Regions from separate parts of the Homo sapiens genome. Here region 1 is linked to region 2. A link is an interaction called in ENCODE POLR2A ChIA-PET data of the cell type or tissue named here. Cell type or tissue: OCI-LY7. All regions are shown on one strand. Each heading gives the region's core, and the rest is flanking DNA. Links, peaks and the distances in the headings are about the cores only.

What was found. ChIA-PET counts read pairs that join two places held together with the same protein. Peaks named below come from ENCODE experiments on the same cell type or tissue, not always from the same donor. Only the 100,000 strongest peaks of a DNase experiment are listed, where the experiment ranks them.
Region 1: POLR2A ChIA-PET joins it to region 2 with 5 read pairs; 1 of 35 experiments calls an interaction of 5 or more read pairs at or near these places.

What each region holds. Positions count from the first base shown.
Region 1 is chr10:95,233,728-95,239,101 of GRCh38, forward strand. PDLIM1 (PDZ and LIM domain 1) reads right to left here. Exons shown (of 7, transcript NM_020992.4): 6 at 4,841-4,958; 7 at 3,845-4,384. The coding sequence ends at 4,198. Among named protein-coding and RNA genes, the nearest start is that of ACSM6, 42 kb to the left of the region's middle. In OCI-LY7, for the core only: CTCF peaks have their summits at 254 (motif pointing right), 2,984 and 3,186; DNase peaks (open chromatin) are centred at 2,694, 3,564 and 4,394; H3K4me3 peaks cover 1,800 bases; H3K27ac peaks cover 3,860 bases.
Region 2 is chr10:96,206,112-96,211,485 of GRCh38, forward strand. It overlaps BLNK (B cell linker), which reads right to left. Exons shown (of 17, transcript NM_013314.4): 9 at 3,727-3,796; 10 at 1,761-1,788; 11 at 900-942. Among named protein-coding and RNA genes, the nearest start is that of BLNK, 63 kb to the right of the region's middle. In OCI-LY7, for the core only: no CTCF peak of the experiment used is centred there; DNase peaks (open chromatin) are centred at 2,330 and 4,530; H3K27ac peaks cover 2,859 bases.

The sequences.
Region 1 (5,374 bases), core at 47-5,046, 970 kb before region 2:
TTCAGCCCTGCTCAAGCCTTCCTCTCATCTCATGAGGGATTGCTCTGGAAGATGCCTGACCTTCTGACCTAATGAGAATGAGAGAACCCAAATCATGATGGGCAGTTCTGCCACCTGATGTCCCATGGTCAGGGGCTTTGTCTCTATCCAAGCTGTGGAAGAATGCCAGGAGTTATTTTATGAAAAGCATAAAGTTCTGTACTGCAGATGGCAGTCTTGTTCTAGAACCCAAGGGGCTTGGGTTTTTATTCTCCCACTGGTGTACCATCTTGAAAACTCTGACATCATAGGGTCTCCTAGATCACATGAACCAAGCACAGAGCCACTTCCACTATAGCCTGCACCTGCTGCAGATCACTTTTCTGCTCTGGGCCAGATCAAAGCTGGCAGCCTTGAAGGGAAACAGAAATCCAAGATGTCTTTGTTTTAAGGTGTGTTTAAAGTTGTGTTGTCCAATACAGTAGCCACTACCCCCATGTGTCTACTGAGCACTTGAAATGTGGCTTGTGACAAATGTTGAAATGATAATACTTTGGATATATAGTATTATATAAAATGTATTATTGGCCGGGCACGGTGGCTCACACCTGTAATGTCAGCACTCTGGGAGGCTGAGGTGGGCTGATCGCTTGAGCCCAGGAGCTCAAGATCACCCTGGACAACATAGCAAAACCCCACCTCTATTAAAAAATATAAAAATTAGCCAGGCACGGCGACTTGTGCCTGTAGTCCCAACTACTCAGGGGACTGAGGTGGGAAGATCACTTGAGACCAGGAGGTCGAGGAAGCCATGATTGTGCCACTGCACTCCAGCCTGGGTGACAGAGCAAGACCTTGTCTCAAAAAATATAAAAAAGAAAGTATTACTGGCCGGGCGTGGTGGCTCACACTTGTAATCCCAGCACTTTGGGAGGCCGAGGTGAGTGGATCACAAGGTCAGGAGTTCGAGACCAGCCTGGCCAACACAGTGAAACCCCTTCTCTACTAAAAATACAAAAATTAGCTAGGCATGGTGGTGCGCGCCTGTAATCCCAGCTACTTGGGAGACTGAGGCAGGCGAATGGCTTGAACCTGGGAGGTGGAGGTTGCAGTGAGCCAAGATTGTGCCACTGCACTCCAGCCTGGACGACAGAGCTAGACTCTGTCTCAAAAAAAAAAAAAGGTATTATTACAATTAATTTTACCTGCTTTTTTTGTCTTTTCACATTGCTACTAGAGAATTTTAAATTACATTCATGCGTTGCATCATACTTCTATTGGACAGCGATGAAGCAGCAATCACCCATTTACAGATTTACCAAGCTTGTGGACTATCTGCCACTAGCAAGGTACTGAGCTGAGTGCCGAGGAGAAAAGGCTGAAAAAGACAAAGGATCAGCTCTCATGCAAGGCTTCTTTCCTTTCACGAGATGAGTGATTAGTGTCTTGTGTGATGCATGCCAAGAAGGTGTCCCCTGGGTATGGAAGCATAGGAGAGTGGCATCCAAGTCATGCTGGGCAGTCAGGAAGCCTGTCTGGAGGAGGAGGTGGCTCAATCTCGAAAGACAACAGAAATTTATTAAATGTTAAAAGTAATCAAGGGGTGCAGGAAGAGCATACCAAGTCAGAGAAAACAGCTTGATCACAGTCTGCATGACTCTGGCTGAGTTTTTCCTCTTCAAGAAATTTTCTGAAAGCTTAGTAATTAAAGATGGCTACAGAGTTAGACTGTTCCTTCCAATCTTTTCATTTTAGAGGAAGCATGAAAGAGAAACAATCAGATAAATATGGTAGGCATGAAGCACAAAAAATAGGCCAAATCTCAAATTGCTCTCAGCAGTAATTTTTTTTTTTTTTTTTTTTTTTTTTTTTGAGACGTAGTCTCACTCTGTCACCCAGGCTGGAGTGCAGTGACACAATCTCAGCTCACTGCAACCTCTACCTCCCAGGTTCAAGTGATTCTCCTGCCTCAGCCTCCAGAGTAGCTGGAACTGCAGGCATGCACCACTATGCCCAGCGAACTTTTGTATTTTTAGTAGAGACAGGGTTTCACCATGTTGGCCAGGCTGGTCTGAAACTCCTTACCTCAAGTGATCCACCCACTTCAGCCTCCCAAAGTGCTGGGATTACAGGCATGGGCCACCACGCCCGGCAGAGCAGTAAATATTTGTATGTGCCAAATACTGGGGGCAAAAGGGAAGGGCTTCTTTGCCACATAACACAACTGGCACTTAGGGGTGGTAATGCTGACATTCTGTTTCATTCAGTCAGGAAATGAACTCCTCATACAGGCTATATTGAATAGTAATAATGGTCACCTGAAGCTGTTGGTGTTTGGCCTCCCCTGGAAGCAAGATATCTGTATGAAAGACCCACACCTAAGAAGTAATACTGACAAATGTCAGACATTTGATTGGCACATTATCTGAGGAGAGGGATTAGAGAAAGTTCTAAGTATCCATGACTCATCTATTCCTTACAATCAAAATCCAAATCATGACTGTTAATGTCTTTGTAAATGAGTCAGACCTGCTGTGGTTCAGAGACTTTTCATTTTATGTTGATTTCTAAGAATTGCATAGTTTAAGCCACCTTGACTTTTATAAGCGTAGAAACAGATGGGGTTTAAAGTAAGAACTCATTAACTGCCAAAAAATAAAAAAAAGAAATCGAGAGCTTTAACATGACATGATTTTCTGCCTGAACAGTTTCAGTTCTGCTTGTTGTGGCACTACAACAGCTCACGTGCATGAACTGTCCATCGTACATTCTGGCTTCAGAGTCTGTGGTATGAAATCCTGGTACTGATTACAATTCTTACTATTAGAGTATGTACCATGTTAGTGCATTCATAATGAAAGGTCATGAACTATTACCAAGGGTGGTGAGCACTGCTCAAGAATAGATGGTTGCTCCTTTGGAGGAAAGAGGGTTGCTTGGAGTACCCTGTCCGCCTCTCATAACAATCACTTAGTCTCAGTGTCTGGAGGGATGGGGGCACCACTGAGCCCATGAGGGATTAGTCACCAGGAGATAAACTGTGGTGACCTCAGATCTTGACTCAGGACTCGTTCTTAGCAGCCAGGGTCCTCAGTCTCCTCTGTGAGGAGGACACAGTGGCCATGTCCTGGGCTCTCTGCTGCTGCTGGACACTTTCCTGAGGTTGCTGCCCTTCATGAAGGGGAGCAGCTGTGATGTCAGCAACCAGCCTGAAGAGGGACTTACTAGGGAATGTTTCCAAGCCAACTGCTAATGCTCCCACCTATTATTTGGGAAGCATTCATTTCCTCAGATAAGCCTCAGAACAGCCCAATGCAAAGAAAACTTGATTTCATTAAAACAGAGCTAGGGGCCGGGCGCGGTGGCTCACGACTGTAATCCCAGCACTTTGGGAGGCCAAGGCGGGCGGATCACGAGGTCAGGAGATCAAGACCATGCTGGCTAATGTGGTGAAACCCCGTCTCTACTAAAAATACAAAAAAATTAGCCGGGCGTGGTGGCAGGTGCCTGTAATCCCAGCTACTCCGGAAGCTGAGGCAGGAGGATGGCGTGAACCCAGGAGGTGGAGCTTGCAGTGAGCCGAGATAGCGCCACTGCACTTCAGCCTGGGCGACATAGCGAGACTCCGTCTCCAAAAACAAAAAAAAAACAGAGCTAGGTATCTTATATTAGCTTTACAGAAAGAGGATTTCAAGCAAGCTTCGAAGAAATGTAAGAACAGAGCTTGTTAAGATGCAAGTTGCGGGGGAAAGGCCAGTAAATCTGAGAGAAACAAGAAACCCAAAACAAGAAGACAGGCCTCAGAAATCTCATCAGGCTTGAGTAGGAAATGGGACACATAATCAGATAACAGACACCACACTGCTTTGTAGTCTATACATTTATTGAGTAAAAACAAAATCAGTGTCAGACACGTTATATTTGATTGGGTTCAAATTTGGCTGATGTCCAAATGCAGCAGAGAAGAACGGTGGGGCGAAGGGACACAGTGTTGCTGACAAGGTGACACTGAACAAAACAGTTTTCCTTTAATTGTAAAAGCGGGCATCGCACAGCTGGTGTGAGTCAATTAACCAAGGCAGGGAGGGGACTCAATGTTTTACAAGCAGAGGGAAAACCAAAGTAAGCAGAGAACTTTCAAGAGAGGAGAGGGCCAGAACACTGAGAGAAAAAGCTGCAGCAGAGGCCTGCTGGAGAACAGTGGTCAGATCTGCTGGCTCACTTGGGGAACACAGTGACCACTTCATAACCCTCAGGTGGTGTGACTCGCTCCCGGGCATGCTTCTCACAGTAGATTTGATCCTCCACAAAGAAATGGCCCTTCTGTTTCAGGTTGGTGCCACAGTCAGTGCACACATAACACTCAGGGTGGCGGTGACGGTCCCGCAGCTTCACAAACACACCACTACAGAAGCAAGGGAGGGAAGGGACTCCATCAGTGACAAGCACCTGCAGGTGGCACCTGAGCAGGTGGCACCATCCTTCCTGAGCAGGGGCCTGGGGCTTCTCCCCAGGAACCCATCACAGGGGAAACCAGGGCCTCCCAACTGGCCTCCAATCATAAGGGACTTGCTTCTCCTTCCCAGGGTCCAGAGACATTTTTCCAAAAACCCCTCCTACTTCAACAGGGCAGCCCTGATTTTTCTCATTTTACATGTTCATAACCTAAGGGCTCCGCAGTGAAGGAAAACCTTCACAACCTGGCTCTGGGACACAGGACCTTTCTGGCCTCTCTGTTGCATTTTTCCAGGAGGGATTTGTCTCCCTCACAAGCAAAATGTGCAACATCCAGCACTTTCCACATTTTCATGGTTTACCCAACCTGCAGGGTCTGCAAAGGCTGTGGGAAGCAGATACTCACACAATCCCAGTGCCACATTTGTCACACATAGGCAACTTCTGAGCATTTCCAATCGACGCAGCCACTTTAGTGACAGGAGCTTTAACACTTCTGAATCCTGAGGGCTTGTTGGGATCCCCTGAAATGAGGAAAACACTGTCATTGGCCAGGAAGGGCAGAATTGCATAAGTATCACTCAGCTCTTCAGAACCACTTATAAATATATGTTCAAGCAAGGCCATGGGAACTGGAGTGACTCTGCTCTGTGATCCTGGGCAAGTAACTTAGCCTCTCTGGTCCCCAGTTTATTTTTCTATAAAATAGGAGATTAACACCTGGCCAAAGAAAAGCCCAAAAAGCCAAGACAATCCTAAGCAAAAACAATAAAGCTGGAAGCATCATGCCACCCAAATTCAAACTATATTACAAGGCTACAGTAATCAAAACGACATGGTACTGGTAGAAGAACAGAGAACAGAGAACCCAGAAACGAGACCACACACCCACAACCATCTGATCTTTGACAAACCTGACAAAAACAAGCAATGAAGAAAG
Region 2 (5,374 bases), core at 230-5,229:
TAAAGCAGAGAGGTGAGTTGTAGTGCATGCTCAGAAAAGATCCACTGTCCATCATCAGAGAAAGGAGAGTGCTTTATGTAGATATACGCACATCAACTCAGGGAAGAGGGAGAATACTCACTACATTTTTAACCCTGGGTATCTTCAAGTATGGAATTAAATGGGTACAGGGCATGAACTTCTATATAATGTTTTAAGTGCTGATATTATAGATGATTCTTCTATTTTTTTCCGGTAATTTCCAAACACAATTTTTTTTAACATGAGCAGTTTCTAAAAATATATATAAGATTTTTGAGTGATGATAAAGGAAGAAATTCTAAATTACTCAGGAGGCTGAGGCAGAAAGACAACTTGAGCCCAGGAATTTGAAGCTGCAGTGAGCTATAATTATGCACCACTGCACTCCAGTCTGGGCTACAAAGTGAGACCCTAACTCAAAAAAAAAAAAAAAAAGGAAGAAAAGCAATTGAAGATGTACTAAGAAGACAGACAATTGAACTTTGAAAACATTATCTTGAAAACTTAGCAAAAGAACTTGTTCAAATAAACAGATTTTTAAAGTTTTCATTACTTTAAGTAAGCTATTAGTTCTAAAACATGTGAATGGCTCTACGTTAGTTTTCACATTTATGTAAGGTCCTAGCACTATTGCCTGGCAAGTCATATCTGTCTGCCAAAAGGCAGGTTTTTGCATGCATTCTGTAGCCTACTCTAAACATGCTGAGGTTCTGAGCTAGTTTTGCTGTTCATTGCTCATTGCAAAAACTATTTTGTTTAGAAAATTGAGTTTCATGTTTACAATTGCCCCAAAAATAATGTAATAAATGTGTACATACAAATCCTTAATAAAATAACTTTTAGAGGACATGCTCATCCTTCAAAATAATAGATTTTACCTTCACAAACACTTGAAGCATTCTGTTGAGAGGCAACTGGAGTCTATGTAAAAGAAAAAAAGGCAAGGTTATTCAATATAGCAGAATGTGGAAATAAATGTCAGAGCAATATTATTAAAATAAATATTTTGGCAGCACTTTTCTTTGATGCATTGCTATTCTTTCAATCACAACAACAATTACAAACCCACAGTCCCTAGCCCAACCTTTGCATTAAGCAACAAACAGCCAGAAGTGTCCTATGAAGGAGCAATGTCACTGTGGTGGAGAAACCTCCCTGCCTTGTCAACAGGGTTGATGGAAATCATGACCCCCCCAGCAGCTGCCACATAGTAACCCATGTACAGCAGGCATCTGGCATCTGCTTTGGTCTCATGACCCCCCCCTTCTGTGTGTTTGCTAAATGATTGTAAATGTCAGGCTTCACAGTAGGGACTAGGTCCAGGTGGGCTCCCTTATGTAGTGTTGTGGCCCAGGTTCACCATGTTCTGGCCAGAATCTGAGTTTAGTGAGGCCTATGTGTGCCTGATACACAATGGTCTACCATTAGCTGTGGTGGGGAGTGGACACAGACGCTTCCTGTGGAGAGGGCAGGGAACCTGGCTGCCCCTCTGATCTGCTGCGCACACTCAGTGAAGCTGCTGGGATCAAGTGAGGATGAGCTCCTTCTATGCTCCAGGGAGGAGCATCCTCCCTGGCTACCTGAGGATTTGAAGCTTCTCTTGGACTGCTTGGGCAGCAACTTCAGTTGCTAAGATTGCTGTGTTCACCATAGCTGGAAGCATTTTCAACTTTAAATAAATGGATAAGAATAAACACTGCAGGAAATATGAAGCACTTTTAAATGCAAAATTAACTTACTGTCTTCAGTGGTGTCGTTGGTTTTTTCCTGGGGAATAAAAAGAGATGAGCTTTGTTAAAACACAACGAAGACAAAATGGAGCTATTTACCATTATTTTAGTCTCAAATTTAAGCTAGAATTATGAAAGCGATACAAGTGTGTAGAAGACTATCCTTGCAGGGTGGAGAGGGATGGAAGTGGGATTTAGTTATGATCCTCCTAGGCTCAGATGGAGTCTGCTGACAGATGGGGAAGGGGTCAACTGGGGATAAAGTAGGGCACCAGTCCGGCAGAACTGGACTCTTGCACCAGTTGCACTAATTACTTGGCGGGTGACCTTGGGCCTCTTTGTCTTGAGTGTGAGGTTAGATTCCTCACCTGTCAATTGAGGACCAGGATCAGTATTTTCAGTGTTTCTGTGGAGCCCCCTCTTCCCCAACAGCTCCCTGTGGGGGTTACTGTCCAGGACAGAGGGTAGAGGTAAGAGGGTGGTCCAGCAGGTGAGGTTGCAGCTGCACTTGCCCACTCCAGCTTCCTCCCTGTCTCTAGGGACTATTCTCCACTGTCTTCTGTGCAGGCTTTCTTTCAGAGAGATCCGAAACCAAAACAAGTTTGAAAACCACTGATGTGTGGTCCTGAAGGTACTTGCCTGCACTAACATTCTAGTTTGCAAAATGATTCAGGTGCTGGAGCTTCTGAAAGTCGGGGTGTCTTGTGGAACACTGTAAGTCAATGAACTCAAGATTCCAATAGAGACTGGAGTCTAATATTGGTAAGGTTGTATGCTCCTTTTCTGTGTGTTAAATTTCTTAATTTAAAAACCCTCACCATATCTCTCTCTCGCTTTGTTTTCGGCTGAGAGCTGAAGTGTGGGGGAAGAACACTAAGAATTCCTGAGCACCTGTAAGATGCCTGGCACTGGGTTAGGCTCCTCAGGTGCTATTTAAACCTTACAGTGACATTTTAAGGTGAGGAAACTGAGGCTCAGAGAGACGAAGTAGTTTGCCCAAAGTGATACAGCTGAACTAAGAGAGACGTATGCAGAGTTTTGGTTAATAAACCTTCAACATGGAGGCTTTCTTTGGTTTACACAGAGACAGAAATAAGATTAGAGCCATTCAGGCCAGCTTTAGACATATTTAAATTTGCTTTCCAAATAACCTGTTGAGCCAACATAATTTTACGGGGTGACGTTTGTAATATTAACACATTACAATCGTCACCTGACTGTTTACAAAGCCCTTCTAAATTCAATAAGAAAGAATGACTGTCACTTTCGAGAGGAACTTCAGTCGTATGGCTTTGAGGGAGTGCCCTGGTATGACCAGCACATAGTATATATCTACACACTTATTTACAGACCATAAAACTGAGCAGCAGTAAGTAAAGACAAAACCTGCTAGAGGCTCTGAAAATGATTCAGGTGCTGGAGCTTCTGAAAGTCAGGGTGTCTTGTGGAACACTGTAAGTTAGTGAACTCAAGACTTAACTAAAACTTCACAGGAGGAAATACTTCTAGATTTATTTATTTATTTATTTATTTATTCATTTATTTATTTATTTGAGATGGAGTCTTGCTCTGTTGCCCAGGCTGGAGTGCAGTGCTGTGATCTCAGCTCACTGCAACCTGCAGAGGTTCAAGTGATCCTCCTGCCTCAGCCTCCCAAGTAGCTGGGATTACAGGTGTGTGCCACCACGCCTGGCTAATTTTTGTATTTTTAGTAGAGACGGGGTTTCGCCATGTTGGCCAGGCTGGTCTTGAACTCCTGGCTTCAAGTGAGCTGCCCGCCTTGGCCTCCCAAAGTGCTGGGATGACAGGCCTGAGCCACCATGCCTGGCTCATTTGATGTTAGCAGGGCTCCTTACTCTTGGTCCAAGTTGCAGCCTGCCATGGGGAGAACTTCTAATGAAGTCAACAGGGCAGTGGGGTATCACCATCCTCACTCCCCAGATCTCAAAAGCTGCTTCCTGCAACAGGTACTTACCCGGCCCGTGGCAACGGGGATGGTGCAGCTGGTGGAGGTGACTTGGTTTCCCAGGCCCCACTGTTTCGACCTGCACAAACATATACACTACTCAGTCCCCAAGTCCTGAGCCGGGGGCTGATGCTCACACTGAGGCTGGCCTCTCTGGCAGGCTCAGAAATATTTGCACATACTGTGTTGCTTTCAGTTAAGCACATATAGGTAGTTATATTGAAGCTATTAAGGAAAACTTGTGGGCAAAGGTGATGACACATTTTAAAAGTGTCAGTGTATAAGCTCAGAGCTGGGATGGGGGTTAGGGACTCCACCTTAACATTTCTAAAGGACCTTCTCCTTACCCGCCCCCTGCCCCATGGGGCAAGTCCTGAGCCCACTGATTCTGAGGACTCAGTGAGGACCCCCACAGAGGTCCTTCAGGAAGGGAGCCAACAGCTCACACCTACATCTGTGCACACTGCACAAATGTGCACGGCAGAGGTGCCCAGAGACAGAGGCTCCAACCCACCACTCCTGACACAGACCTCAGACAGTGCTCCTTTATAAGCACACTTAAATACGGTAAATGCCTCTAACTTCACATTCAGAGGATATTTACTCACTCATCTCTGAGTTTTCAAGGGCTTTCGCCGACAGGTTTTCCTTAATGGACAAATTGAGACAAGTGCAGGCTGCTGCCCAAATCTCATCTTCTCAAGTCATAGAAGGGACCCGAAGGGTCTTGTCCCCTGCACCCAACCTCCCTTCCTGTACCTGAAGATAGATGCCAGACAATCGTTATGAGGGAGGAAGTGAAAGAGAAGCAGGATGGATCTTCACTGTGGGACAGAGGGCAGGCCAGGAGGGGAGAGGCCAGAGCTGAGCCAGCCCCCTCAGCATCCCCTAGCTGCCTCAGACATGATGCTCACCTGCTTGGACACCATTGCTCAGTGAGACCAAGGGGTCTCTTCATGAGGCTCTTCATTAACTTAACTGAACTGAATAAATGTTTTCTTAAGAACTTACTACACATACAAGTCCACAATTCCGTTTTTTTTTTTTTTTTTTTTTTTGAGACAGGGTCTTGTTCTGTCACCCAGGCTGGAGTGCAGTGGGGAGATCACAGCTTACTGGAGGCTTCAAACTCCTGGACTCAAGTGATCCTCCCCACTAAGTAGCTCCTGAGTAGCTGGGACTACAGGCATGCACCACCACACCTGGCTAATTTTTTGTCCAGATGAGATTTTGCCATGTTGCCCAGGCTGGCCTTGAACTCCTGGACTCAATCCATCCACCTGCCTTGGTCTCCCAAAGTGCTGGGATTACAGGAATGAGCCACGGTGCCTGGCCTATAATTCCTAATGGATTTATAGGGCATACTCTGTAAGTACAGGCTGGACCTGCTGCCCTCAGTCTGTACTTTCTTAGTTTATGAGATAGAGCACAGATAAGCACACATTGAAATAATAATCCATTACCAAGGATTATTGAGGACTTGGTACATGTAAAGCACATGAAGGCACTGTGTTAGGGGCCGAGGAAGAGGTGAAGAAGCAGACATAGGCCTCTGCCCTCTCAGAATTTATAACAGGGAAGATACATGCACCCTCCATATCATCTCATCCAAACACAGACAAGAAAAAGAAAAGGCCTCAAAAAGTATTGAAATAGA